Regions from separate parts of the Mus musculus genome. Here all the other regions are linked to region 2. A link is a loop called in an ENCODE intact Hi-C map of the cell type or tissue named here. Cell type or tissue: left cerebral cortex. All regions are shown on one strand. Links, peaks and the distances in the headings refer to the core of each region. The heading gives the core; the rest is flanking DNA. Region 1 overlaps Arnt2 (aryl hydrocarbon receptor nuclear translocator 2). Region 2 holds the start of Abhd17c (abhydrolase domain containing 17C). Region 3 overlaps Arnt2 (aryl hydrocarbon receptor nuclear translocator 2).

Region 1 (9,947 bases), core at 644-8,643, 120 kb after region 2:
TATGACGACAGCCCATCTCGCTGATGTACCTCCAGTTCTGCCTGCTGTTGCTGAAGTTGCCTGTGAAACAAGAAGTCAACACAGGTGTAAGGAACAGAAAGGTGAGAGGCTGAGGCGGGGAGAAAGCTCTGCTCCTCACAGCCAAGTAGCCTACGCTCTGCAGATCGAGAAAAGGCTTTCCACTTTGTTTTACTCCGACCCCTGTAGTTCAGGTTTTGACTTCTACACAAACTGTTGAAAAGGTAAGGGAAAGTATGTGTGCATATCCTGGTATACGTGCACGTAGAGAAAGTCTGGAGGCTGGCATCAGGAGTTACTCCTCTTTTGTTTTCCATCTTATTCTTCCAGCTCAGCGATTGGCTAGACTGGCTTGCCAGTGAGCTCCAGGCATCCCTCTGTCTCCACCCTAGCAGCTCCAGGGTTAGGCTAAGCTGTTTGCATGGGTACTGGGGATCCACACTCAGGATCTGATCTCCTGCTTGTTCTGTGCTTTATCCACTGAGCCATCTCAGCCTTCAGATTTTATTTCTGAGACAGGGTATTGCTATGCACCCTGGATGGGCCTGTAACTCTTGACCCTCCTGCCTTAGCTCTCTAGTTGAAGGAGGATAGACAGGCACCATCATGCCTGGATCAAACAAGGACTTCAGCAAATGACTTTGTTTTATTCAGGGGAAAAATACAGTACTAAAATTCTTTTAAAAACAAAATTCAGGAAAGCAGTCTGTTCGGCACTGAGCAAAGCACCTGCCGTGAGGGTGCACATCTTCTTACTCATGCCTCAGACTGAATTTTTATGGTGGTTACTTTATCCACATCCAATATCAAGAAGCTGGAGCTCAAAGCTAGGTTTAGATCAGAGATGTCCTGCTACATCAGAGCAGGATCTCACTTCAGGGTTGAGTCCAAGGTGCTTGGCTCCTCCTACTCTTCCAGGCTCCTCCTACTCTTCCAGGCTCCTCCTACTCTTCCAGGCTCCTCCTACTCTACCAGGATGTTCAGTTAGGGGTGGAGTGAGTGTGGGGAAACAAAACGTTGAGAGAGAAAACTGGTGCTTCAAGTTTTAAAGTAGGGAGACTGGATTGCTTTCAGGGAACAGTGAAGCCTGTAACTCACATTACAAAGAAGGTAGAGGGTAAGGTCTAGACACCCCAGTGAAGAGACTCTGTAGGAGGACCTGCTGAGCAGCTGCTTTGGAATCAAACCCAGAAGTCTATTCAGTGAACTATGTGGAGGCAAAGAAAACAGCCATGCCCAAGTCCTGTTCTGATGACTCAGAACAGGACAGATTCCTGCTCTGATGGGGCTGGGTCTCCAGGGAAGGGCAGATGAGCAGACTGAGGTTCCGGGGCGCAATGGACCTGACACTTTACTGTGGTGTAAGAGCACAGGAACAAAGGCAAGGATGGAATCAGAAGGGTGTGCTGTCCCACCAGGCAGTGTAAGCCTCTTATATAAGCAAACTGGAGCATTAATAATAATAACAATAATGATAATAATAATAATAATGATGATAATAGATTTAAAAAATTTAAAAAGAGGGTTAGCAGAGTTGGGAGAGTGCATGAATGATATGGGCTCAATTCCCAGCACCACATAAAAGCAGCCATGGTGGCCCGTGCTTGTAATCCCAGCACCAGAGTTGTGGAGGCAAAAGATTCAGTAGTTCAAGGTTATATTCATATTCAAGGCCAGCCTGGGCAGCATGAGACCCTTTCTTAATTTTTTTTCTTAAAGAATCAATATAATCATTACTGTCAAAGAAGAACCGCTGTCCTTCCTTGTTTGTACTCCATTATCTGCTGTTTCCTGTTCCCTGCATCTTAGGGAGGCATGACGGCTCACTGGCAGGCTGCTCATATCCGAATGGAAGACTGATCACCAGTACTTGGCCAGCATTTTACATCTTTACAATATATGGCTATCAATTATCAGATAAAGGAGATGAGGCTCAGCAAGTTTAAGTGGTGTTCCTAGCTAGAATGCAAATATAACGGATTCAAATATAACTCTGCAGGGCTGTGGAGCCTGACCTCTTTCCTCTGCCCAGAATAAACACCCTCCATGTCCCAGAGGCTCCTGGAGACTCTGGACTCATGGCATTGACGTGATCATGTTCAGAGAAATCTCTTTGGCCTTGTAAGTTGATTCAATAGTGGCTGGAAGAAAGTGACCATCACCTGAGAGGTCACCAAAATGTTGGGGGTTGGTCTGGTGCTGCTATGCATTCAAGTGCTAAATTCCATACGCCAGTAAATTCTGTTGCCCCAAGATGAATTAATTTTTTATGTACATCAGCTTTTGTCTCGAAAGTCTTGCACCCAAATTATCTCTGATTGGTTAATCAAAGTTGCTGACAGCCTGTAGCTGGGTAGAAGAGAGGTAGGCAGGACAAAGGTTCCTGAGCTTGGGGCGGGGGGGGGGGGGGTCTCAGGTAGGGACTATAAGGGAGACCAAGGAGAGGAGGAAGAAGGAAGTCTTACCATGGGCTAATATGGACCATGAGCATGTGGCTATGAGGGCTAGCCCGATGAAGCAAGAACAGTGCAAATGAAGCATATGGCAAGCAATATATTGGGATTCAAGGCATGAACAGACAAAATAGCTTAGAGGGTTGATATCTGCCCAGCTCCGGTGCTTTAAGGCTTATTATCATTCTAAAGGTCTCTGTGTTCTTTATTTGGGTAATAGCTGGTTAAAAAGTAACTGTTGGTGTATTAATTTCAAGCATTAGTTATTAACTGTTTAAGTCACATTACACCAGGACCTCCACCGGGGCAGAGGGGGAAGCGTGCTAGAGTTCTGGGCATAACCTTCAGTTCTGGTTCTCCTCTGAGGGGCAGGAAAAGAAAGGACTAAGAGGCTCCCTGGGTTTGGAGCCCGTCATTGGAGGGGTCTCGTCTCATCTTGACTGGAAGTTGCTGCCTGGCTCTCAAAAAGACAGAACAGAATGGTTTCTTTGTGTCCAGCCCTCACTGAAGGCTGCTGCCTCCTGGCTGTACAACCTTCTGCCTCCTTTTGCATCCACCCCTTCTCTTCACTTTCCACCTACTATCAAGCAGGTAACTCCTACTAACGACCATGGGGTATATGTGATCATTGACCAGTTGGGCTTTAAGAATCCATGTTTGTACTCACACATATGTGTATGCATGTACACGTGCATACATGTATGCACACATACACCTACCATCACAGGGACACATGCATCTTTAGCCCTCCATGCACATACATATGAGTGCACACATGTAGCTATGGCTGTATGCACACATCAGGAGCTTGTGTCATGAGAACCCGAGACAACCTCAGACTAGTGCTATTTTAATAGCAGAGGCTTGGCCTAAGGATAATTGCATGTCACTCTCCAGAAGAGAGATGGGAAGTGAATGTCCAGGAGCTAGGATGGGCGAATGTGGAAAGACGGACATGACTGGTTTCTCAGAGTATCAAATCCCAAACACCAAGACCTGACCTCCTCAGTGAAGTGCACCCTGTGTGTTGCATCAGTCTGTTTTTCTGGGCTTCCATCTGTGTGGAAGGAACAGGAAGAAGTCAGAGGTGACAAAGAGCCTTTTCAGCAGTTTAGCACAAATGCTAAACACCCAATGCTTGCTTAACTCCTTCAGGAAGTTGCTTTTGGATGCTCTTAGCTGAAGGCTACCGAGCAAGCAACTCCTCACTCCTCCCCCCAAGCACAGGGCATGGGAGGAGCTTTCCTAACTAGCTGGCCTACTGCTGGCCTAGCTGACAAAACTCAAGAATGCTCTTGTCTGCTCACATGCTTGGTCAGCACCGCCCTCTACCGTCCAGAGCAAGCTTTTCATCCTTGCCACTGAACACCTGGTTTAGAAAACTGACATGTGTTGCTACTGCCGCTGCTGCAGGTGCCCCAGGGGCTTTCTGATTCACACAACTTCCAGGAGATGCTGAGAACGACTGACCTGAGACAGCAGAATAGCCCACCTCTGAACAAAATGCTTTTCTGTCTCATCACTGTCTGGCTTTCAGAAAGCCAACCCAGTCAGCCTGGCTGGCTTGCAGAGGAGGGTGACTTTGCTTCTATGCCTCCCCCTTGTCAGGGCTGCCTCCTGGGGGTGTTCCCTAGGCTCTGGGGGGGGGGTCCTGTCTTGTCTTCTTCTTCCTCTGTATCTGTCCACTGTCACCTGCCTACTTCTACCCATGCTTTCATGGTTTTGAAGCTCAAGCCTTGGGCTTCTGGGACTGGGTCCCCTCTTAAAGCAAGAACAGTAATGCAAGCATCTTGCCTGGCCTAGGCCATGTCCAGTCATGGTGGACAGGGGACATCAGCTTCATTAGCTGTGACCAGACATGTGACTCTGATGGCAGAAGGTAAATGAAGACTGGAAAAGAACAACGGTGAAAGATTTAAAAGCCCCCAACCATCCGCAACAAGGCTCCTCAGTCAGCTCTGCCCATCCAAATCTACAAAGCTGCTGGGTGCCCAGCCAGGGCACTGTTACTGTAGATAGGGTGGCTTGGACGTGCTATAGAAGTAGTTCATCAATAGGGAGGAGTTAGTGACAGGGAGATTTAGGAAGGTTGACAGTGAAGCTTAAGTTACACCCTCAAGAACAGCCTCACTCACAGGAATCCAGCGGCCTCAGAGCCCTTGCTGAGCACAGGCCTGTGTACACAACCACATACTGAGAAGGAACAAAGAGGGATAGGGGCAGAGAAGGAGGCAGGATCCAGAGAGGAAGTAGTTTTCCCTAGGATCCAAAGGGGGAAGATTCCAGAATAGTGTCCAGGACTCTGAATAGTTGGCTTGTTTTTCTATTTCCGTGACTTCTTGGCTAGGCAGCCTGAATTGGCAGGTGTGAGGCCATATTGGGAGAGATAAGCCTAGGGGTAGAGATCTGGTTTGCACAGGTGCTAAGAAGGTTAGGCTAGCTAGCATTGTCTTCTTCTGGCAAGAGCCTGGCACCTGAGAAGCCTGCTCAGCACCCTCTATACCTTGAACACAGCAGCAGCCAGGGCCTACCTAGCCCCGTGCATCTGGCTCTACTCTCATTTCCCAATCTTCCTTATTTTCATCAGACCTAGCATCAGATATGGGTGTGTCACTCATGGGCATGTCTTTGGTCCCTGGGTAAAGAGCACCCCTCCTCCACATTGTGGGACTGACAAGGAAAAATGGAACACCCTCAATTTGAGTGAAACCTCTGGATGAGACAGGATCATCTTTTTGCCCATCTGGATCTGTGGCTTCTCCTATTTATTTGGCTCCATTTACAGTTTGACCAGCAGATGGGGTAGAAGACGAATCCAGTTGTACCAAGTACACAGAGGGGGAAGATGTTTAGAAGGAGAGCTAGCCCAGAAGGGCTGATGGAGAAGCATCAGGGAGCAAGAGATTATGCGTCCCAGATGGCGTGCTCAAAGCTGTTGGACTAGTGCAAAAGCCAGGCTTCAAGGGACCGGGACAAGCTGAATGGGAGCAGCGGCTCAGCGAGGCCAGGTTGGAAGGGAGGCTCTGACAGAGGGACGTGGCAGGTTCTTAGAAGGATCCCCTGGTGTCAAGAGATGGGGAAAAGAAGGCCATGGGTTTCAGGACCAGCCTTGACTGGACCAGAGGAATGGAGATTGGGAATTCCAGTGACCATAAACAGCAGACACAAGGGCAGTCTTTAGTATGCCTGTCTCATTCCACACTCTGTCACCCCAGGCATAGCTTTTACGTGCTTTAACTCACTGGAACACCTGTGTGCCCACATGTTTGCATGTGTTGGTTCTTTGCAGGGTACGAATATCCCTTAGCTCACACCAGGGTTACACATGATACAATACCATAAGTGTGTGATATTGTAAATCACAAAGGCACCACTGCCCCCAATCCACGGCATCAGGCTTAGCAACTCACAGAATGATAGCTGTTTCCTCATGTGGATGTGTGGCTGAGTGGAGCTGCCTCTCTCTGACACAGCTTAGCATCCCATGAAGTGACGGGTAAGAGAGGAAGTGACTTACACAATACCACAAACTGGTATGGCCAAAACGAGAGCTCAGATTTACCTGTCAGCTCCCTGGATATGAAAGGTACACAAAAGGCAGGGGTCCCGGGCTGGGAGCAGGGAGGGATGCTTCCAAGCTTAGGTGCTGCTGCTACAACATGCTGCTTGACCTTGGCCTGAGCTTCATGAAGCCCACTCCACTTCCACTCACTAGCTTCAGCAGGACAGGAGACCAGGCACAGTGTTTACCACAATAGGATGTAGAAGCAGATACTTCTCTGCTTGGCTTAATGTCAAGAAGAAAAGAATGGAATGGAGGCTGTGGTAACCTGATCTGAACATGGAAGGGATGCACACCACAGTAAAGGAAACCCAGAGTCTCCCATTTTCTTGCCCCTTCACCCCATAGGGGTTTTGGGTTGCAGCTAGATCCTATGGGGAGAAAGGAGCCTCAAGCAAACCAGCTCACTCATATGTGAATAATCAGCAGAAGAGAGGGCTGTGCACGTACTTGACATTGGTGTTGGTGCAGATGACGTACTCGATCTCATCAGAGTAGGGGTTCTGGAAGGTGAAGCTGCTGGTACGGATCAACAGCCACTCCCGGTTCTTGGTGCGGAACCGATACATGACCGACAGCACTTGGCCCTTCAGCTTAACCACCTGCAAAAACATTTAGACAAGGGAGTCAGAAGGAGGAGGAAGAGAGAGCAGCCAGACAGTGTGGCCGGCTGCTGAACAGGTCAGCAAGACCACAGAATGGGGTGCTGCTGCAGCCAACGGCAGTAAGGGGGAGGGGCATGAGAGTAAGAGTGACAGGTAGCAGCTAGGCTCATACTTTCATCTGCTTCTGCTCTGGGGTCACTCTGTCATGCCATGTGAGACCAGTAATAGTCAGTGTTTCTAATTTAGTGGCTACAAATCAGATGGTGGGCACCCATACGCAAACAGTGCCTGGCACAGAGCAGTACCAACAACATAAGAGTTGCCTTCCTTCCTTCCTTCCTTCCTTCCTTCCTTCCTTCCTTCCTTCCTTCCTTCTTTTCCCCTTGGGCATTAGGATGATCCGGGGCTAAGTGCAAGGTGCACAGCTATAATGCATCATAAACTTATTTCTTAGATGGACTTAATTCACATAAAAATTTTAACCTCTGTTTGACATTGTAAAGTGGATTCAATAAACTCTCAGGAAGGAGGTGAAATAAAAGGGTAAGTCTGTATGCATTATTTATTTGAATGTATCGATCTGCCACTACTTTCATGTTCCAGTGTGGCTCCCAGCGTACTTTCATGGACACCTGGAAAGGTGGCTTCACTATTTACTGATGACATTACCAGGATGCAAAGATTAATTAAGTTCTTTAAGATCCTACAGCTCTAGTGAGTAGCAAAGAGGGACAAGAACTGTGATTTTATGTCCAAATTACAAGCTTATCTCTCTGGGGATAGCTTTTTTTTTCTCTGTTCACTTACACAAAAGTACGTAAAGAGACCAGCCCACTGGCGGCTGGAAGCATCCAGGTATTGGTCTCACCAAAGAGAAAGAAGTGGAAGATGGAGAAGCTACCGGAACGACTAACAGACCTTGCCCAGATGTGACTGTCCCCAAGAACAAGATAAGGCAAGCAGAAGTCCTTCTTGTAGGCATGTACAGTCTCTGATCCTGGGAATGTAAGTCTTCAGGCTTTCGGGGTGTGGTCGCAGATGGATTGGTGATAAGAATAGGGCCTGCTTCTATAGCCAGGCAAGGTTGGATTTCTCCTAACATCACTGTGTTTGCAGCCTGCTTCCCACTGGGAGTTTGTAGTCTCTACCATACTGCACACAGCCCGGGGACCTGGTGAACTAAGCTTTGCACAACCCAGCCCAGTCCAGCCCAGTGTCTTGCACACAGTAGCACTTAGAGCACACCTCATATGCTACATAGTCCTGAAGCAGCCAGGTGACTTCTCCCACACTGCTCCTGGGGGAAACCAGGCATAGCCACATTGCAGAGTATCAGACAAGACCCTCCTGGGGAATATCCAAGAGAAAAAAACCAAACAAAAGAACAAAAAAAGCCCAAGAAAACTGGAAGAGGGCAGAGGTCTTCTTTGTTACCACCTGGAAGAAGGCTGATGGGGTGAAGTGAAGTTGGCCTACTTAGAGGATGTTGCCTCATAGACAGTTGGCCCTTGTCTTAGTCACTGTTCTACTGCTGAGAACAGACACCCTAGGACTTGCTTACAGTTTCAGAAGCTTAGTCCACTATCATCATGGCAGAGAGCATGGCAGCAGGCAGGCATGGTGCTGGAGAAGTAGCTGAAAGCTACATCTTGATCCATAAGCAGGGAGAAAGGGGGGGAGGGAAAAAGAGGGGGAGAGGGAGAGAGAGTGAAAGAAGGAAAGATGGAAAGAAGAAGATAAGGAGACAGGGAGACAGGAAAAGAGACTATGCCTGGCTTTTGAAACCTTAAAGCCCATCCCCAATGACACTTTCTCCAACAAGGCCACATCTCCTAATCCCTCTCAAATGCTACCATGATCTATATGAGCCTATGGGGGAGGGGGGTGCATTCTTATTCAAACTGCTATAGCCCCCTAACTGGGACTGTCCTCTTTCCTCACAGGGGCCAGACGTCAAAGTCACTCACTCTGAGGTCAGTAGCCTGAAGTGCTTCCTTGGGGCATAACACAACCAGACCCACGTGCTCTGTCCAGAGTGTGTGTACCTTCTGTTTCTTCCAACAGAAAGAACTAAGGGAGTGTGAGAGCTTTTCACTGTGTTTCACAAAGTAGCAGTAGAACCTACCTGTGTACAAAGCTGGGTACAGTGCTGAAGGGTAGAGAACAGAGAAAGTGGGGTGCAGTCCTGCCCATGAATCAGCTCAGCAGAATAATGGGTATTAGGAACAGGAGCTTCAGAGCTGAAAGATACCGATCAAGGCTTGCAACCATAGGAAGGGATATGCATGCTTTGAATCCTTGATTTCCCAGCCTTAACTCCCTGTCCCCATTGCCAAAGTGAATGTTCTGTTCCAAAGTACAGGTCACTTTGTGGGGGCTAGAGAGATGTTTAGATAACCACAACCCACAGAGTCTGCTACAAACTCACAATCAAATGTCAGGGGCCAGCAGGAGGGCTAGCAGTTGGGACCTATTGTTGAGGTCCTGACCTGAATGAAGGATTCCAGAAGGGGAATGAAGTTTGGGGAAGAGTTGGAGGGTAGGCATGATGCTGGCACATGAGATTCTTGGCTCCCCTTATAGAAAGCACAGCACAACTGTGTATGGGCAAGAAAGCCAAGGAGTGATGGGGGATTGAACTGTGCTTGTAAACAGGGTTGGTAACATGACCCAGGTCTAAATAACCTCAGAGTGATGCATCCTATTGTGCTTCACTCAAGTGTGGGGCTAGTAATACAGGAGACTGCAAAGATCCCAAAACCTAGCTTAGCCTGGCTCTCTATGAAAACAGCGGTTATAGGTATCATCATCATAGTTACCATCTTCACCTGACAATCACCACCATCACCATCATTAGTGTCTTAATCGATGTTCTAGTGCTGTGAAGAGACACCTGACCACACAGCTCTTATATAGGAAAGCATTTAATTGGCTTACAGTTCTGAGATTTAGTCCATTACCAGCATGGCTTTCAGCACAGTGCTGCACAGCCAGACACGGCACAGGAGAGGAGCTGGGAGTTCTTTCTACCTTTGGATCTACAGGTGGCAGGCATAGAGAGAGACCCTGGGCCCTGGTTTGAGCATCTGAAACTTCAAAGCTCACCCTGATTGACATGCTTCCTTTAACAGGCTCTACCTACTCCAGTAAGGCCACACCTCCGAATCCCTGTCAAATAGTGCCACTCCCCGAGGACCAGTGCTTCAAATATATGAACCCATGGGGGCCATTTTTATTCAAAGCACCACAACTGCTATCACCATCATCACCATTACAACCACCACATCGCAACCATGGTCATCCTCACAC
Region 2 (9,947 bases), core at 837-8,836:
TATAATAACATAGGAGCTGCACAGACATGTAATGGACAAAAACAAGACAAATGAAGAATGAGAATAATTCTTTTGTTCAACACAGACACCACAATGTCAAAAGAACACCAATAAGACAGCTTGAAAGTGGCTGAGACCACAAGCCATTTGAACACCCACCATTTTCGTTGAATGGCTGTAGCCACTTTTTGCAACTCTGCAGCACTGACTGCCTGCCACTGGTCAACAGAGCACTCACTCATTCTATAAATGAAACACCCTGAGCAAATATTTAATCAGAGTTCTATATTTTAAGTCCCAGTGCTAGTTTCTGGGAATAGATAAGACAGAGGTCCTTCCCACAAGGACCTGCCAAATAAACAGCAGCTATGGCAATGCCATAACAAGCACAAGTAAAGGGACTGAGTGACAGGTGCAATAGTGTGTTAGGAACTTTTCATGGCTGAGACAGATACGGGGTGGATGTAGTTTAGCTCACAGTTTCAAAGCCTTTAGTCTATCCAAGTTCAGCTGGTTCTGCTGCTTTTAGAACTGTGCCAAGGCTGATTATTAAGGAAGAAAGGCATAATAGAGGAGAGTTGTCCCTACCCACCCACTACCACTCCATGGCAGCCAGGAAGCAGGGATAAGAGAGGAAGAGGCCAGGGCAATACATAACCTTTAGAAGCACAATGGTAATCAACTCCTCCAATCAGGCCCCACTTACCCAAGTCCACTTGACTAAGAACCATCAGTGGATTAATCTGTGGGTGAAGTTGGGTCTTTACAACCCCATCACTTCTACCAAAGCTCCACTTCTGAACACTGTACTGGGAGAACCCAGTCCTCAACCCATGAGCCACAAGATGGGGGCACTAGAATCTCCTAATATAACTAGGATCCAGTACAGATCAATACTCTTAACATGAAGGACATTCTCAAAACACCAAACAGGAGCTCAGGAAGTGCTTGGGATTTGGGGCTGCCCAGTGTTGACTTAGACAACTTATTTCTCAGAGAATAATCTACGGGCCAGGACAGAGACCACTCAGGAGGCAGCAAGCTCTCTAGTCAGAGTCTGTGTAGTATGGTTAACCAGAAATTCAGAGGAGGGGAAACCACTCACAGAAGACCTCATGTTCGGGAGAGGGTTGCTGAACCAGCCAGGAGGATTTTGTCACTGGGATCAGAAGTGCCTCTATAGCAAGGACCTCAATACAGCTGGGAAGGGGCAGAGCTGAGCTTCCTTCAGACTATGTTACTGAAGGATCACACACTGTAAGACAAGACAGACAGCAGTCTAGGCTGAAGGTAGTTGGGGAATCAGCCTCAGAATCAGGTAAGCCAGACTCATACCTTTTAAGAAATCCAATGACTATAAATATGGGGCTGGAGAATGCTATACTCCTAGTTAGGAGACCTGCTGGTTGGCTGTGAGATCATCCTGAAGTGGGCGGATGAAGGCAGCATCCACATGGGTGCTGGGAAATACTCTCAACACTTCACACCCAGCGCACTTTTTTCTTTTTTTCTTTTAAGTCAAATGAAACAGAACACATTCTGTTATGCAAAGCACCCACTGGGGGTTGGGGGGGGGGTGCTGTGTGAAACATGTGGTTCAGACATGCAGCCTCACATGAATGTATGTGATGTGCAAGCACAATCAAGATGTAGAATGAGCAGCTCGCTGCAGTTGATCTAATGGGTTGGGAAAGCACAGAATAAGAGGCTTTGTAGGTGTCTTCAAAGTCTGATTCTAGGAACCAGGAGTGATGACACACACCTGTAACACCAGCACTTGTGAAGCAGAGGGAGGAGGTGATGGTCAGTCTCAGTTGCAAGGTGAGTTTGAGACCAGCCTCTGATTCATAAGGCCCAGCCTCCAAAAGCAGTTAAAAAAAACAAAACAAAACAAAAACCTAAAAGCAACAACAACAAAGGATTTGTGCTTATTTTAGATATGAGTTCTAGTAAAACATTAAATAAACCACAAGCAAAATTTAAAGATATTAACAGGTAATTCGAATTTTAACTTATCCCCAACAATGCTTTTTATATGCAATAGACTGCACCCCACATATGTGGTAAAGCAGACATACACACTCAAGTGTGAAAAAGAGAAAGGTCCACATGGGAGCAATGTTCTGTAGGAATTTCTACAGACCATCAACTCAAGGTAGTACTTCTGTGTTTCACTGTAGAAACATCTAGTACTAAAATCTATTTTTAATACCTACACTATGGCAGATTAAGTAGTTCAAGATTGTGCGACACGTGTGGGCACAATTACGGGGTGACTGGACAGCCTCAGAGAGCCAGCTCTCTCCCTCCACCTCTGGATTGCACAGGGGAAACTTTGGTCACCATGTCCACCCACAAAGCAGCCTGCACCCACTCAGCCATCCACCTACTCCACATATTTTTCTCCAGGCAAGGTCTTACTATGGCCCTGGCCAACATAGAACTCACCATGTAGCTCAGGCTAGCCTGAAACTTTGAGCAATCCTCCAGCCTCTGCCTCCCTCCAGAGTGCTGAAGCATATCCCACACCAGCACTCCACTCCCCGCTTCTGACAAATACTTCTGAAACCTGTTCTTGGGAGCAGGTGGCATGTGACTACTTGTGGATCCTCAGCCACTCCATCAGGATAGAATCCAGCCTCATCTGCCTACATCATTCTCCAAAAACTATACCCCAATTGAGGAGCCCTCCAAGACCTCAGAAGAATGTGAGCAAGCATCTTAGAGTGAATACTAAGTACTTCTCTGTTATACAAGCCATTTCTCAAGAAGCATAAGGGATAACTTATGAACATATGTGCAACACATATGGAAATAAAGTCATTATTACTGGCCATGTACTTAGCTTAGCAAATAGACGTTTCATAAAAACGATACAAAGGTCTCTAAAAAGAACAGTGCCTACTGTCATTCTGGGGACTTATTCCTCTAACGAAATCCAAGCTCATTACACACAGGACCTCAGGTACGGTTGCCACCTGTGCTATGGGGATTGCATGGGAAGGTCACAAGCACCAAAACTGGTCAGGTCACTTGACTTTCCCGCAAACCAAATGTCTAAGTTCAGAGTAAAACTTAAGTTAGTTCCCCCCCCCCCCAACCTGGTCTGTCCTCAGAATATAACAATTTGTGCTTAGCATATAAAAGACCCTGAATAAATACTTTCCAGTTTTATGAACGCTAACTCAAGGTCAAGAGATTTCCTCACGCCTATAACACTCTGCGCTACTGGTGGTGTTTAGGGAAGGTTCTTCAGCTAACTTCCTGATCTCCCAGTGCCACATACTCTGCGGGACCAGGAGGCAAAGTCCTCCCCACACCCGACCCGACCCAGCCTTAAGGGCTGCACAGGCATCGCCCCAGGGACACTTTCTACTTGGAAAGTCTTTTAGAGGTCATCGTCTCTCCCCAGCTGTCAAGGGCTCTGAAAACCCCAAGGTCACTTCTACCAGACCTTCGGGGTCTGCGCGTAGCTCAAGACACAACTCAAGCCCAACCAAGTTGGTTTGGCCGGTACATTGGCATCCCCCACAGCGGCCACGTGCGTTTAACCGGAGCCACAAAGACTCCAGGCCGCGCGGGCCAGTGAAAAGCAGGCAGGACCCTTTAAGTCTGAGCTCTCCATCCCCGAGGGCTGTTGCAATCTCGAGCGAATGCAACAATCCGGGAGCACAAGCCCGCACCCCAACCGTGGCTCGGGGCTCACCGGGTGCGCAGTGCCTGCCACGCGGCGTCGATGTCAGCGTAGAGATTCTTTTCGGAGGGCTTGCCGGAGCTCACACCATAGCCCGAGTAGTCGTAAGAGAAGATGTTGCAGTTGATGCGCGAGCCCAGGCCGATGTAGAAGCTACACATCTGGCCCAAGTCCACGGCGTTGCCGTGCGAGAAGAGCAGCGTGTAGCGGCTGGAGGGCGCGCAGCGCACGAACATGCAGCCCAGCCGGTTGTCGCGGGCCGTGCGCGAGAAGAAGACCTCGACGGCGTCCAGTTCGCGCTGCGAGTACTGCCAGTCGGCGCGCTCGCTCAGGTGCAGGCTGCACGCGCCGGGGCCCGCACCCTCCTCGGCCGGAGCGGGCTGCGCCGCCGGGGCGGGCGCGGGGGTCGCCGCGGGAGCGGGCGCGCGCTGCTCGGGCGCCAGCACCGTGTAGGTGGGTTCGGGCGGCAGGAAGGCCAGCTTGGCGGCGATGCGGCTCGGACAAGGAGGGCAGCAGAAGAGCCAGCACAGCTCGCCGAGCGAGAAGCCGTTCATCCTGGGGCCGGGCTCGGGCATCGGGGCGGCCTGGCGCCCGCCGCGGGCGGGAGGGAAGCGCAGGGAGCGCAGAGGGAGAGCGCCGAGAACTGGAGGCCGGCCGAGAAGGCGGAGAGGCCAGGGGCGGGGCCAGGCGGGCGCGGCGCGGCGAGCGGGGCGGGTCAGCGGCAGCCCCGCAGCCCCGGCGAGGTGCGGACGGCCGGGGCTCGCGCGCGGCACACAAAGCCCGCGGCGGCGGCGGCCATGGCCCGCTCCAGCGCGCCGCCCCGCCCCCGCACGCTACTGCCACTTCCGGGTTACCGCGCCGCGCGCCCCCACAGGCGGGCGGGGCTACCCATCGGAACGGACGCCCCAGTCTGAAGCAGGACTCCCCGGGCTGGGCGGGGCTCCCGCCTCTTGGGCGGGAGTTAGCGCATCTGGGCGGGGCTACTCGTTAGAACAAACTCCCCGGTCCGAAGCGAGGCTCTGGAGTCTGGGGCGGGGCTTAGCGCGATTGGGGCGGGGGTCTGAAGAGATTAGAGCGGTTGGGACAATCCTGGATTGAAAAGGTAGGTGTGCAGATACTTTAGGATTCAGTTCTCCAAAACCAGCTTTCTGTCCTGGTGGAGTTATTGGGAATTTATGTAAAAGATAATTATTGAGAAAGAGAATTGAGTACATTAAAAATGCCTTGCTTTCCTCTAATCAATGCTATTTTTTTCTCTTTTGGTTGTTTGAGACAGTTTAGCCTACACTGGTTTAGAACTCACATGCTTCTAGCCTCTACCACCACTTGCTGAGATTCAAGACTTCTTGAACAGCCACTACCATAAATGCTCTGGTCCATCTCGTACGTGTTCCCGTGTTGCAGGCGGCTGTTGGGTATGTACAGCTACGCAGGTCTTTCTGTAATAACAATTACAGCAGAGCCTGTTGGTTTTACAACAAATGGTGTCAACACGGTCCTCTCTCACCCCCATCCCTTACATCATCCCCTGTGGTGCCAACTGGATACTCCATATCTGTCCTTTTTGATGTTAGTTTCTCTAGAACTGTTTTGGCGCCAGACTTTTTAATCATGAAAGACATGTTACAACGATTTTAATCCACTATTGTCTTGGCTATAGGCTTTAAGTGATTTTCCAAATATAACTCTCAGGGCTTCTGAAACCGTGTGAACCCTGGTGTCCGGTTGGCAGAGCCTCTCCTCTGGACTTTGGCACCAGGCTTTCCTTTCAGGGGTAGGAGGTCATTTTAGGCTACCTGCAATGAATACAACCAGAGCCCCAGTGGGCAGTCACCATTCCAGACCTCATAAATGTCCCAAGAAGGATTACAACATTTTTTAAACAAAAAGAATTTTGAGCATCCTAATATAAATTGATTTACCAGTACCACTTTAAGTAGTAACCTTGTGGACTGAGTTTTCAAAGGCCGTATCTTCACTGAATCCCCAAAAGCCTGCCCACAACGCCTCTCCAAGTCTGTTTTAAAGTTAGATGGGCAAAGCTGCTCTTCCCTAGCCAGGCTTTAGTGACTGACCCCAAGTTTTTCCCAAAGACTCTGGGAGTTGTTTCATGTTAATATTTTGCCTGCTTGTTTCCCGTATTAAGTCAACGTGTGTCGTGTTTTTCAAGCAATACCTACTGGGTCAGTCGCCAGAACTGCAAAAGATAGGACCATCTCTGCCATAGTCAGTCAAGACACTCTAAGAAGACCGAAAACAGTTTTGCATGTGAATTAAACAAGCCACCAACTCAAAAATGGTGGCGGGGATCAGAAGTTCAAGGTCATTCCCAACTTTATAGTGAGCTGATGCCAAACTGGGCAATGAGACCATGTCTCAATTAAATAAGCAAACAATCAAATCAGCTATTTGTGAACATTTAAATATTATTATTATTATTATTACATGTGTTTTGGGGGTGGGCATAGGTAGCCTTAGGCAATGGTCTCGGGTCCCCACTTGGTGGTATTTCTGTGAGGAACATAAGCTAGTACATTTCACTTTAGTGCAGAGTGAAAATAGAGGACGCTGAGTACCGAACTGAAGTGAGAAGCATCTACTCTCGTCTCAGTCAGTCTTCCTCCAGCACCGTTCCTCCCACCTGACAGAATGCAATAGCATGCAGTTCATGAGCAGACAGCTAATGATGCCTAAGTCCACATCTTTGTGCTGCCAATAGGGAGGATAGCAATCATATTCCAGATGTTCTGGTGGCAGTCCTGTTGGGAAATTTAAAGTTGGCTTAGTTTAGTCTCCTTTTGCAAAGGACTTGTGCAATATGATTTTGTACATTACCAACAACTAAATAGAACAACTAAATTTTTGGATCATTTTAAGAAGCTGTACAGAGGGAGGCTCCCTGTGAAAGTAAACTGATTTGTGTCTATCTGACTATTAAACTTAAACCCTTATGTTGTGTGCCATAGAGAGCAAGCCTTGCTCACCCATGCTATGCAGAGCTGAGTTAGGCTTCGTGTGGCCCTCTAAATGAGATGTGCTGCCCAGGTCTGACAAACTCAGCCTCTCAGCACATCTGTCATATAAAAGCTCCTCAGGAAATACATTCTAGTGTTTGGATGCCAACTTCTCTGTACAACCATCTTTAGCTGTGAACATCCACACGTGAGACAGGATGCCTTGGCATTTGGGCTGAGGGAGTTTAACATCTACCTTGGAGAATAGCTGTGCCCTATTAGATACAAGGACCAGGGTTAACAGATGTCCAACTTGACCTTTAAGAACTCCTATGTGATTCTTACCATTCTAGCAGAGTAAGGTCTAACTTTGAATTCAGACCAGCAAATGTGTTTGTTGGGTCCTTAGCATTAGTCTAGTCAATTAATTGACCTGGGACATGTGAAGGGACAAAGTCATATCACAGCCAGTGTTAGGATTATCACTGCTGTTGAAGTAACTCTTGCCCCACCCACCAGCTAGGGCTAATGAGCTAAACACACCATGTAGCTGAAGGCATCGACTTCAATATTTGATACTGGCATTTACATGTTCAACATTGTTTTTCATATTAGTCTTCTAGGTGTTGAGTTACTGAAGATTGACTTGATTTGTAAAAGCAAGCCCATATTAATATGAAAAAGGTGATTTATGTATTATGACCAGAAGAGAAGGGTATAAAAGTTACTTTTATTCACCTGATGTAATTTGTTGTCTAGAAGCTTACTGCCTTTGTCTGCTAGGCCTAGTCCTACAAGCCCTAGCCTCCGTACAATCTAATCTAGACCTAAAATGCTTTCCGCCTCTGAGACTTGATGTTGAACATGATCACCTTTTCCGAGCTCTTTCTGATCTCTGGCTGGCTGGTTCAACTCAGCTGTTCTGGCTCAAACTACTGTCCTAGCTGACTGATCCAATCTCACTTCTCTCAGTTTCTCCTGAGTTGCTTTGCTTCGTCTCATATTCTTTGGCTATATGTTCTAATCTTTCTTCTCATTCTCTAGCTTCTGTCTTTCACCTGTGTCTAACATGTTCCCACTCTATAACCTGTCTCTCTAAAACTGTCCCAGTAAAACTGCCTCCTTCCTTTTTCTCTCTGTGCTGCTCTCTCTTAAGTAAAGCTGGGCATATCTTCTTCTGCCCAATATTTCTTTAATTCATCACTTTGTCTGCCACTCAATTAGACATCACTTTTCAGGCATAGGGTACTTTTTTCTGCAAACTACCACTATCTTCATTGTTCAGGATTAAAGGTATACACTAAGGGCTGAGCCACACCACAACTAGAAACAGTTTTGGGGGGGTTGTTGTTATTGTTTTGTTCTGTTTTATAACTAAAACAATCTCAGGGTTCAAAATGTGATCAAATATCCTGCAACAGAAGGTGAATATACATGCTTTAAAAAATTAGCCCTGGGGCCTAGAAAGATGGCTCAGCCATCAAGAGCATGTACCTCTCTCTTACAGAGGACTTAAGTAGTCCAGTTTCCTCCACATATTCATCCAATTAAAAATGAAGATAAAATAAATCTTAAAAGAAGAAAGGGTGGAGCTCTTGTCTCTAGCTGCATATGTATCAAAAGATGGCCTAGTCGGCCATCACTGCAAAGAGAGGCCCATTGGACTTGCAAACTTTATATGCCCCTGTACAGGGGAACGCCAGGGCCAAAAAGGGGGAGTGGGTGGGTAGGGGATTAGGGGGGTGGGTATGGGGGACTTTTGGGATAGCATTGAAAATGTAAACGAGGAAAATACCTAGTAAAAATAAATTTTAAAAAAAAGAAGAAAAAGAAAGGGAGAATAGCATTGGAAATGTAAACGAGGAAAATACCTAATTAAAAAAAAAAGAAGGGAGAAAGGAAGAAAGGAAGGAAGGAAGGAAGGAAGGAAGGAAGGAAGGAAGGAAGGAAGGAAGGGAGAGAGACAGAGAGAGAGACAGAGAGAGAGAGAGACAGAGAGAGAGAGAGAGAGAGAGAGAGAGAGAGAGAGAGAGAGAGAGAGAGAAAGGAAAGAAAGAAAGAAAGAAAGAAAAAAGAAAACCTGGGCTGGCTCAGGGGTTAAGAGCACTGACTGCTCTTCCAAAGATCCTGAGTTCAATTCCCAGCAACCACAAGGTTGCTCACAACCATCTGTAATAGAATCTGATGCCCTCTTCTGGTGTGTCTGAAGACAGCAACAGTGTATTTACATAAAACAAATAAATAAATCTTTAAAAAGAGAAAAAGAAAACCTGTCTCATCTGTCAGGATGGAATCAGATACATTGTCATATTTTTCTTCTTACTGAGTTGTGAACTAATCAATCCTATCTTTCTTCAATCTGAGCAACCCTAAATCCAAGAAGAAAAACTCTTCAGAGACTTTAAAAAACCCAGCTCTCTAGAAGAGACTAGTTTCTTTCAGCTTTCCAAGTCCCCCCTCGGATTTGCAAAGATTCTTTCTCTGTGTCTGCTACATGGATTTGCTTCCTCAACCCCACCAAACACTTTCTTCAACTGTGTTCTAGATTTCTCCACTGCTACCTGGCTCAATAGAAATGTTTTTTTAACTTTTAATTGTTTAACTGCCAGAGAAAATGAACCTGATCAAGACCCCTAGACTGTATCACTGGAGTTTTAACCCAGGACCTTTCCATACACTAGTCTCAGTGGCAGAATCACTCAGCCACATCCTCAGCCCATAGCCAGACTGAACGTCCCTTCCTTGTTTCACCTGAATGGCTGACTTTGTTTCTCGAACACAGCAACCAAGAGATTGAATTTGATGGTGGTGTTAAAGGAAGCCCACCAGAAATGACCACTCAAATACAGTTTTTATAGCCAATTGAATGTCTTCATTCCAGTGGCTGGGACTACACTCAAGTATTTGAGGACCCAAGTGTAGCTTTGACCATTTAGTACAAAAGGCTTTTAAAGGTAAAAATCACATCATCATATCTTACTTTGCAGCTGCAGGGAGAGGTTTTTGCAGAAGCAAGCAGTTTAACAGAAGCTAAGTTAGCTCAGAAATCTTAACCTTGGGTTCCTGGAATAGAGTTGAGTAATTTTCCATGGGATTCTCCATCAAGAAAATCAAGTTAAATCTGAAATGTCCTTAGCAAGAGTATAAGATGGTAGTACCACTGCACTCTTGTCCAGTCTCAGTCTCCACATGTTCTATGGGCATGAGTCAAATTGTTGATTTGTCTTTTTCTAGGCAGACATAGTTGGTTCTAAGGACTAGTAGCTTATCCAAGTTTATACTCTATTTGATGTAGTTGG
Region 3 (9,947 bases), core at 673-8,672, 94 kb after region 2:
TGAGCAAGGCCATAGCGTCAAGTTCACACAGAGGGAAATGATCTCACCTCCACAGAAAAACTCTGGAGAAAGCATGAGCTATATGTACTGCACCACAGAAGCCAGTGGTAGTGCCTCAGCTCCTCTGAGTCATTGTCAGGAGGCTGACTGACGGGATGTAATGTCATTGGCACACCACTTTGTGCTTTGACAAAGCAGGACCTTACAATGTGAGGATGGTGCTTTGACCTGGCTTAAAAGAAAACACAAAGATGGTAGTCATGGAAGTGTCCCAAGGGGTAGACTTGTTCTTCCTAAGAGGACAACAGTAGATGACAGGGTCTCTAAGAGGACAACAGTAGGTGACAGGGTTTCTACTGACCTCTCTGGTTTGCTTAGCCAGGCTGCATGCTCTCATCCCAATGCTCCTAAGCGCCTCATTTACATCCATCACCACACTGAGGGCAAAGGATCACAGATCCATCTATGAGTGATCCTTGGGCTCACTCATGCAATGAGGACCAACATTTCTATCCTGGCCACAGCCGTATCTTCTGCCTCTTCCATTTCTTCATCTTCAAACCATTTGCCTGGGACATCCCTTCACTCCATGAGCTGGTCAGGAATTACCTCTTTCCCTATGCTTTTCAATTCTTGCCCCCTCTTCACTGAGAATCTCTCTCTCTCTATCTCTATCTCTCTCTCTCTCTCTCTCTCTCTCTCTCTCTCTTTTTCGAGACAGGGTTTCTCTGTGTAGCCCTGGCTGTCCTGGAACTCACTCTGTAGACCAGGCTGGCCTCGAACTCAGAAACTGGCCTGCCTCTGCCTCCCAAGTGCTGGGATTAAAGGCATTCACCACCACGCCCAGCACCGAGAATCTTTATTGACATGGAGGATTCAGCTTAGATGAAATGCCACCCTCTGCCCCTTTGCATGCCCTTACCTCCCATCTGTAATCTAAACACGAAGGAAGAATGCTTATCTGGATGTATCTCCAGTAAAACTAAGGGGCAAAGCTCTGGGACCCCCAGCTGAGATGCTTGTTTCCTGAGTATTTCTAGTCCTAGCCATGTCTTCACTTTGCAGCCTGCTTCTGATTTCAATGTTTCTGGTATAACCAAATGCACTCATGTGTCCACCTCTTCTCTCAGCTTCCATATCACAGCTTGAAACAGCAATAAAAACACAAGATACTGGCTTATAGCCAGCATAGGGCTGGGGCACTGAGACATAACTGGAATCCTTGAGTTTGCCAGCAGTCAATATGGGCTTACTCTAGATAGGGGCCATGAAGGAAGAGTGGGGGACCCAAAGAGCAGTGAGTTCCCTACCACTCAAAGGTCAGGAGTTGGGTACCATGGACTCTGAATTATGATGAACATAAATTCCAAAGTCCAGAGGCAGCTTTCACCAAGAATAATTTCTTCTTATGTCTTCTTCCAGAGGAGTTGGTAGCAACCTGGCTTGGATAGGTTTCTCCCTGCTTCCTTACCTAAAGACAGAGTCTGTGGATATCCAATTGACCCCTCCTTATTCAGCCATGGAAGGTGGATGTATAATGACTCAGTTTTAGCACCCACTTAGTTCTTGGAGTCCTGTTTCTCAGCTGATCAGGCAGGCTTTGTGGGCTTTTTCACGGCAAGTCCTTAAACCACATTTTGAGAACACCTGAGAGATCTCCATAGTTTCCGGTAACCCCTGTGTGACATCCTCACATAGATCACTGATGGCATGGCTCAGGTTTGTGGACCCAGCTTAAGTACAAACAAGGCAGCAAGAGAATCATGGTGACCATTTAAGGATGTAGAGATTTCATGAGAAAATCTAGTTCACATTTCTTCTGCTCTTAAGGAGCCTCGGAGGAAAAATTGCTCATAGGCTGAGCAATCATGGTAGGGAAATGTGTTCTTTGCTTATTAGCATCAAACCACTTAATTTTTTCACATATGTATTTGACTTTTAGTAAAAATGTGGAAGGAATCAGGGGCTTGGAGGTTGTATCCAGAGGCAGGCACTTTAATCTAGTGTCCTGCTGGGCAGCTGCACCAGAGGCATACTTAAAGAGTCTTGGGTTTTGAGATGGGAATGCTTTAAATGTTCCCTGAAAGAACTGAGCTCAGAAGCTGGGAGCCCAGGAAGGAGAGACCATTGTGATAGGACCAAGTGGTTAAGTCATGCTGATCACCTCATGGGCACCTTTGCCTTTCCTGAACACAGCCCTCTTTTATGTTGTTGTTTAATGAGTATCCTATTCCTAGGCTCTTAGCACATTGCAGAAAGCCAAGTTCTGCTTGTTCATCTCTCTTTCCCTAGGGCTGGGGGACTCGATTATACTCAGGAAGCCTGGGCATTCTTCATGTTAACTCTATCCTAGCACCATGCATCGGAGGTGATAGGTGTCACACGAGTGTTTAGGGAAATAACATGCTTGAGAAGGTGAGCAGGCAAAGGTAGTCTTTCATGTTGCAATTGAGGATATGCCCTAACTTCACCGGAGGAAGAGGAGAGGAGACTGGGAGATGATCTCTGGGGAGCAGCATAACATATGCTACAGCTTTCTTCACCCCTTCTCTGAATTCTAAGCAGCTCATGTCTCGTCATTTTTCAACTTGACTGTCCCTCCCTTTACTCAGGGTTACTGATAGTGAACTGCAGCACATTACGTGTGTGTGTGTGTGTCTGTGTGTCCAGGTAAGTGCATGTGTGTACACATGAGAATGTGAAGACAGAGATCAACCTTGGATAATGCTCCTTAGGAGCCATCTGTTGTTTTCCTCTTTCTTTTCTCGAGACAGACACTGAACCCAGCACTCATCTGCAGAGTGGCTGGCCAGGGATCTTCACAGATCTGGCTACCTCCACTTCCCTAGCACTAGGAATTACAAGTGCATGCCACTTATCCACAGCTTAATCCTTAGTAATTTTCTATACTCTCTACATGACATACATAGTGGCGCAATTAGGAAAATAATTATTGTAAAGAGTTTGCTTTGGTTCATTGTTTATTGACGACAGAGAGGATTACAGGTAAGGTGTCAGCCCAGGTCCTGGCAAGAACTTGGCTTTATTTAATGTTTCTTCTTGCTGTGTCCCTGCTCTGGATTCCTCCAGCCTTCACACCCATGAGTGTATGTGGAGAAGAGGCAGATTGATCACATGTACACTTTTCTGCTTTACCCTGCTGAGGCTAAATCCCAAAGTATTTAAGGATTTCTCAGTAAATGAATAAGAAAAATCGCTTGTTTTCTTCCCACTCTCATGGGAAATTTGCTTCTTAAAAATATATTTTTCTGGCTAAAAATATTTTTTATGATTCTATAATATAAGTTATACCTACTCTTTAAAGAAGAGGTCTGTGATGGATAGCATTAATTCCCAAGTTGTTGAAATCTAGAATGACAGGCAGATGGTCCTAGCTCATGTCTGTAGTGGGATGGTATTGTGATTGGGATTACTGATGTGGGAAGACCAGTCTTAATTTTGGACAGGACCATTCCCTGTACAGGGAGTCTTGGGTTGCATAAAATGTGGAAAGTGAGCTGGATACGGATTTGTCTTCATCCCTGTTTCCTGACTATGGATATGACCAGCTGTTTCAAGATCACACAGTTTTGCCTTAACTATCATGATGAATCCTATCTAGACCCGTGAACTAAAACAAACCCCTTCTCCCTCAAAGTTGCTTTGGTCAGGGCATTTTATCACATTGAAAGAAAAAACAAAGAAAAATCCTATTAAAACTGTAAGAAACCTACATATGAAGAGGCCATACCATTTCCCATGAATGAAGGTTTCTTTTCTTATCCATTTTTTAGCCATGTATTAGAATACTATTTCATTGACCTTTTAATTTGTGTTTCTCTAAAACTAAAGATATTAACCCAGAATGCAATATGTATAGTTGTTGTGTGTGAGCATGCATATATTTGAGATAGCTTCACTGTGTTGCCTAGGCTGGTCTGGAACTCCGAAGCTCACTCAGACAATCCTGCCTCAGCCTGCTTGAAGCTAGAATTGCAGGCATGTGCCACATCCAGTAGCCTGTATTTGAATTCCTGGGAAAAACACAGGCATGTGATGTTCAGCTATTTTTATTGGTACTAAGATTTCTATCTTAAATCGTAGGAGTAGTTCCTTGCATTTTCTGGACACAAGTCTTCTTTAGATATATGATTCAGAGCTACTTTCAGGCATTCTCTTTAAAGTCTTTTGAAAAGTAATTGCCTTTACTGTTTGTGAAGTCCAGTCCAGAGGTTTCTAGAGAGCCTCGCCTTACACCAAATCTCAAGAATCATTAATTTCCTTTTCTGTCCTAAGTAGTTAACACTCACAACAGGTGACTCTTTAGCATGCCTGTACTGCATAGTGTGGCTTATCCCAGACTCCCAAGGGCAAATACCTCAAGTTGATCAATTACCAAGCCAGTCCAAGGCACTCACTTTCAGAGCAAAGTCATTTTTTATTGTAATGAAAATTTAAAAGGCAGTTACATTAGTTATACATATACCCAGTGACTTAATACCTGTTAGTCATACAGAACATTCAAGAAATACAAATGATTTACCCACAGCACAGTTCACATCCATAAGAAAGGCTAAGAGAGAGACGAGTAAGTGCTTGCTGTTCTTGGAAGCCTGCTTGTGAAGTTTTCTTTAAGGAAAGAGACGGTTAGACAAAGCAAACAGCTGGGCCCTGGATGACCTGTGAAAAGCTCCATTTTGTTATAGCCAGTAGCCACAAGGATTTGCAGGCTACCTGAACTAGCCCAGCTTAGTGCACAAGACATGGCATGTCACACATGGAGCTATGTCTTCAAAGCTGTCCCAGATTCTAGGCAATGGAGGAAGCTGGCAGCCAGGGAGCTGGTGACTTCTCACCACATGAAAGGTGGCCAAGTTACTCAGCTATATATTTGTCTTTAAGATTAGTTTCATTATGTTGCCCAGGTAGGTCTTGAACTCCTGAGCTCATGACCCTTCTTACTTCAATATCTCCAGTGGTGGCACTTTAGGTGAGCATCAGCTCAGGAGGGGATGGGAGGGAAGGATGGATGGGCAAGTTAGGACATAGCAATCCATGGCCACATACAAAGAGGGCTTTAATTTTGCCTTGCTATTAGGGATTAGCAAACGGCTTGTTTTTGCTTGTGAGACAGGCTGAGCTCACATTGGGAGTGGCTACTATTCATCGGCTGGACTGTGTTGCAGAAGGAGATTGCAGAACTCACTTCCTGGACCTGCCAGATCTCTAGCTCAGAGCTGAAGGGAGTGTGCTTGGTTGCCAGTGGGCTAACCTGGGGCCTCACTATCCTAATGACAGGGGAGTGGGAGTTCCTCAGCAGGTTATGTCACCAATCCAAATACTACTACCCACAATAGTCACTTTATGATGCAAGAACACGCTGAGCTGAGCTTGATGAATGTGGATGCGCACGCTGGCTCACCCGCTCCCTGAAACCACAGTGAAACAAACAGGAGTGACAGGGAGGCAGGGTTCTAGAACCATCCTTGGCTGGCCGGGCAGTCTATGTATGGCCCATTCTTCTAGAGCTCCTGTGTCCTTACCAATGACTCAGGTGGTCCTTGCATGTCCCTTTCCTGCTTGCTCTGCCCACGAGGAGCCAATTGGACTTCAGCAGCGAATGAAGTGATGAGGTATAGAACTGCAGGAAGCCAGCATACCCTATCCATCCCTAGCCTGCTAAGACCATCACCAGGACAGGTAGCTGGAAGGATATTAACTGGAGGACCAGTATATTGGCTTCCTCTGCAGGGGACATATGAAGGGACATCTTTTGCAGGATAATGGCATTGATTCTGACTCCTGTGTGTTTCAAAAAATACTTGGGTGAGAGAAGTCCTTGTGGGGTGGGATTCTTCATTTCTGACTTCTCCCCCCACCACCTCCTCCACATGTGTTTTGGAGAATCACAACATAGAAGCCGAAGAGGTATGGAAAAGATCCAGAACTCAGGCCCGCCTAAATCCCCACCTTCTAGCCCATGGAACTCCCTAGATAAGACTGGGGAGACGCAGGAACCATTGAAAGCAGTGCTTGCTATTGTCTGGGTTGCCGAACAATCCTCCACCTCTGCTCCCAGGACCAAGGACTGAGTTGGCTTTACCCTCAACTTCTTAACAGAGAGAAAGCATGAAATGATAGCAAGCAAGAATCCTGTCCTATTTCTTCTGCAGACCTTAGGGCCCTGAGCCCAGGGCTGTCACACCCAAGAAAAGCCCCCACTTCCCACCCAAGGCAATAAAACCAAACCCATAGCTTCCACACCTCTTAATTCACAAGCTAAAGGTCAAGGGCTGTTCTACACTACAAAGCATTCTTTGCTCCTGAAGCCAGCTTTGGGCCTTGTTTTCCCTTTTGTAACTTATGCTCACCACCTGGGGCCAGCTCCAGGAGAGACTGTTTGGGGGTTCTGAGTCTGGGATGAAGCTCTGACTGTGTCACTACTCTCCATGGAAGGATTCAAAGCTGCCTAAGGTCTCTGGGGCTGGAGTTTGTCAGGAACGGGATCCCCTAGGGTGGGTTGCTGCCAAGGGCAGTCTGCTGAGCCAAGCAAACTTTGCAAGTGAGTCCTGTGCAAACACTGGCAGAGCTTAGCTTCTGAATGGAGTGGTGCCCCCAGGCTCTTAATCTCCAGGCTCATTCCGCCCCTGCGCACCCTGGAGCCTCTTGTACTCCCAGCTTCCCAAAAGCCAGAGAGAACTCAGAGCAGCACATGGAGTGAGGGAGGGGCAGGGTGGAATGGGTGGAATCTGAAGCTCTTTAAATCTGACTGACACAGGGACTCTGATGTCAGAGATAAGCCAGCAAGACACTTCTAGAACAGTGGTTCTCAACCTTCCTAACTCTGTGACCCTTTAATATAGTTCTTCATGTAGTGGTGACCCTAACCGTAAGATCATTTTCATTGCTATTTTATAAGTGTGATTTTCTACTGTTATGTATGTATCGTTTGTAACTACCTAATATGCAGGGTATCTGATATGCGGCCCCTGTGAAATGGTTGTCTGGCATCCCCAACACAGCCCACAGGCTGAGAACCATTGTTCTAGAAGTTAGTTCATAGTTCTACCTTAAGACCACTGAGGAATTCAGGTCTTTGTAGAAGCTTGGGCAGAACAGAGTCTCTGGCCTCACAGGCGCCTGGCTGTGTCTGCCCTGAGGTACCCTTGCCTCTCCTGCCTGATGAGGACAGAGGTTCAGGTGGCCCAAGGCACCCTTTTCCACCCAGAGTGTGGCCCCATCTTCTTTCCAAGTTACTGAGCAGAAGGTGTCAGGGACACTTAGAGTCGAGGTATCCTAACCCTGTACAGAGGAGGACTGGGTCTGACTTTCTGAAGGCGCTGGGCAGAAAACAGCTCTGCTCAGATGCAGAGCAGGGAGGATGCAGTGACCTTTATGGAATCAGGACACTGTCCCTCAGGCTTAGTAAGAGAAGCGTGAGTGCTCGCATAGGACAGAAGGACTAGAGACTTTAAGAAGTAAAGTATGTCTGTAAAAGGGCAGGGGACCAAAGAACTGACTACAGAGTGGGCAGCTCCCCAGCCCTGGCTTCCAGGGAGTCAGCCCAGCTCCCAGGCCCCAGTCACGCTTTCCTTTGAAATGCAGCTGAATGGGGACGGCTTCTCACTCTCACTGGCCACACACACCAACACGCCACAGTACATCTACCAAGCCACAACGTTGATTCTCAGGTTTAAAGCACACCTGGCCCCAGGCCGTCAAGGACAGCTAGTGTGGGAGACTCCCATCCTGTGCTCCTGGCTCCAGCACAGAATGCAGAGGTCACTGCCTTTCACTCTGACACCAAGCCTCCGAGGCAGCAGCCGTGAAAAAGCAGAAAGAAACCCAGCTTCTGCACCAGGCAGACCTGCTGGTACTGCCAGCCATTGTGGATCAAGCAAACACTTGATGGGTGCAAATTGTCCATTAATAGATTATTCACAATGGGATTTAAGACCCTGGCGGCCCCCTTCCGAGCACACAGATAAAGTACAATAAATACAAAGATCCCAAACCCAAGAAGCCAGGGCTGTGGGTTAGAGCCAGGTGATGCCATGTCCAGGGAGGATGGGGAATAAGGGAGATTTCTGGGGGTTCTACAGCAGGGCAAGCTGGGTGAGGGGGACCCTCTTTGAACATGGGCATCTATGGCATGATAATAGCGTCTGGGCAGTAGAAGCCTGGCTTTGCCTGAAGCTACTCAGAAAATGGAGGGAACATGCCCAGGTCAGCAAAGTCCTCGATGTTATAGTTGCCAGTCCCCTGCGTCGGGTCGCCCGGCATGGGTAGCATGTCCTGGAGAGGAGAAGAACAGAAAGTCCCAGGGGTCAGTGACCTCACCCAGAGCCTGCCCTTGTCCCGGAGTCCAGCCTGCCACTGACTGATCCCCTTGACCATCTCTCTAGTGAGCAGGTGTTCCTTTGCACAGCCTTGTATACAGGGCTGCTCTTCAGAGGGCTTCAATACCCGACCCTGCTGGGAATTGCTCTTCTGGGGAGTGTTATGCTGAAGGTAGACAGCGCTAGAATACAAACCTTTTTCTGAAGCTAAACCGGGCCCAAGGGTGGAAAGAGCCCCACCCCCTCCCCTGGCTGGGCAAGCAGAAGCTACAACAGAAATTATGACTGGACAGCCATATGACCGCCGACCAAGCAGGAGTCTGAGCATTTGTGGTTTGGGCACAGTGGCCTGTCGGGGTGATGCCATCCCAGAGTGGAAGGTCAGTTATTTTGTCTGCTCTCTGGGAGTCCCCCAGTGGAGTCTGGGCTGCTGCTAAAAGACTGGGTGGGCAGGCCCACCTCTAGCTGAGGGGATTTAATAGGCTCATACCTGCACTTACAATGTTCCAGGAAAACCTGGGAGGCTGAGTCCTATATGATAGGTAAGGTCATGTCCTTGTCACCAGCATACTAAGATTGGTCAGTGTTAGGATTTGAGAACAGCAAGGCAAGTCTTTAGTAGTGGAGGTCTGGAAGTAGCCTTAGACCCTTAGCCTAGAGAGTTGAGCACTGGCCCAGCTGCCGTGGGCTAAGGGTCTGGGGATGGGAGTCCCTCTTCCTGGTTGCCATAGTGGAGAGATGACAGGCTGAGGCAATCAAGCCCCTAGGTACCTGCAGCTCTGGGAGGCTGTGTATATTGCCCATGGTGAGCCCTGAGGGTCTTTAGCTCTTAGATGGGCATGGGCCCTGCTCCAGGGTAAGCCCCCCTTCTGTATTTCGCTCCATACATCTGTACTGGATAACTTTGGGTGTATGATCCAGGATGCAGCCTCTGCTGTGAGAGTACAGCTGAAAGGCTGACGGCCCCTGTGCCTTTCCTGTGTATCTGAAGGCTTTGGCTAGGCAGGGCAAGACCTTCCTTCTACTTGTGGGCTCCCCATACTGCAGGCTGGTGGGATCTCTTGCTGGCTACCGGGCAGGGCAGGCAGAGGTGCAGAAAGAGGCATAAGGAAGCAGAGAAGGCGCAGGTACCTACACCTACGAGAAGGCGCTGCTCGCTGGATTTACCTGGAACACTTCAGTCTGGCCAGGCTGCTGATGCGAGTGCTGCTCACCGCTCTGCTGTCCGTGATGCTGGCTCTGCCACTGGGACCAGACCTCCGAGGGCCGGCCCTGGAACTGCCCGCCACTCTGTCCACTCTCAGCTGAAATACCCAACGGACAGGATACTTAAAAAAAATTCATCATGTGGTTCTGGGAACCTAAGACTGGGGGACCTGGCTGTCACATTCTGCCATTTCTCCCATCTTAGTGCCTCTCAAGGGCTCTACACTCCTGAATGGCACGTCCCTATCAAACAGGCCTCCTCCTTCCTGACAGAATAAGCTGAGGGGCAAATACTGGAGGAAGCCCTGTGAAGTGTGAGTGACCAGAAAGAATAGTTTTGTTTTTTAGAATGAGCCTGTCAGGTGACTCATGCTCCATCCTCATAGCGCCCTATGTTCCCGT

The links. Hi-C counts contacts between places; a loop is a spot of excess contacts. Peaks named below come from ENCODE experiments on the same cell type or tissue, not always from the same donor. Only the 100,000 strongest peaks of a DNase experiment are listed, where the experiment ranks them.
Region 1: it touches region 2 in a loop (2.2-fold over the local background); 4 of 42 quality-filtered maps call a loop at or near these places.
Region 3: a loop joins it to region 2, with 2.4 times the contacts of the local background. A loop is called at or near these places in 2 of 42 quality-filtered maps.

What each region holds. Positions count from the first base shown.
Region 1 is chr7:84,268,852-84,278,798 of GRCm38, forward strand. It overlaps Arnt2 (aryl hydrocarbon receptor nuclear translocator 2), which reads right to left. Exons shown (of 19, transcript NM_007488.3): 12 at 6,484-6,635; 13 at 1-60. Among named protein-coding and RNA genes, the nearest start is that of Gm26708, 41 kb to the left of the region's middle. In left cerebral cortex, for the core only: CTCF peaks have their summits at 3,810 (motif pointing left) and 5,269; DNase peaks (open chromatin) are centred at 3,767, 5,334 and 6,511.
Region 2 is chr7:84,147,576-84,157,522 of GRCm38, forward strand. Abhd17c (abhydrolase domain containing 17C) reads right to left here and starts at 4,318. Exons shown (of 3, transcript NM_133722.2): 1 at 3,707-4,318. The coding sequence starts at 4,269. It overlaps Gm39044 (a long non-coding RNA gene), which reads right to left. Exons shown (of 3, transcript XR_869770.2): 3 at 6,111-6,453. It overlaps LOC117997403 (a long non-coding RNA gene), which reads left to right and starts at 4,565. Exons shown (of 3, transcript NR_169136.1): 1 at 4,565-4,796; 2 at 4,971-5,109. In left cerebral cortex, for the core only: a CTCF peak has its summit at 4,852; DNase peaks (open chromatin) are centred at 1,478, 3,848 and 4,590; H3K4me3 peaks cover 2,811 bases; H3K27ac peaks cover 542 bases.
Region 3 is chr7:84,241,860-84,251,806 of GRCm38, forward strand. It overlaps Arnt2 (aryl hydrocarbon receptor nuclear translocator 2), which reads right to left. Exons shown (of 19, transcript NM_007488.3): 18 at 9,507-9,643; 19 at 4,416-8,295. The coding sequence ends at 8,197. All of the region lies in intron 2 of Gm26708 (predicted gene, 26708), which reads left to right. The region is part of intron 2 of LOC117997403 (a long non-coding RNA gene); the gene reads left to right. Among named protein-coding and RNA genes, the nearest start is that of Gm26708, 14 kb to the left of the region's middle. In left cerebral cortex, for the core only: a CTCF peak has its summit at 3,984; a DNase peak (open chromatin) is centred at 4,009.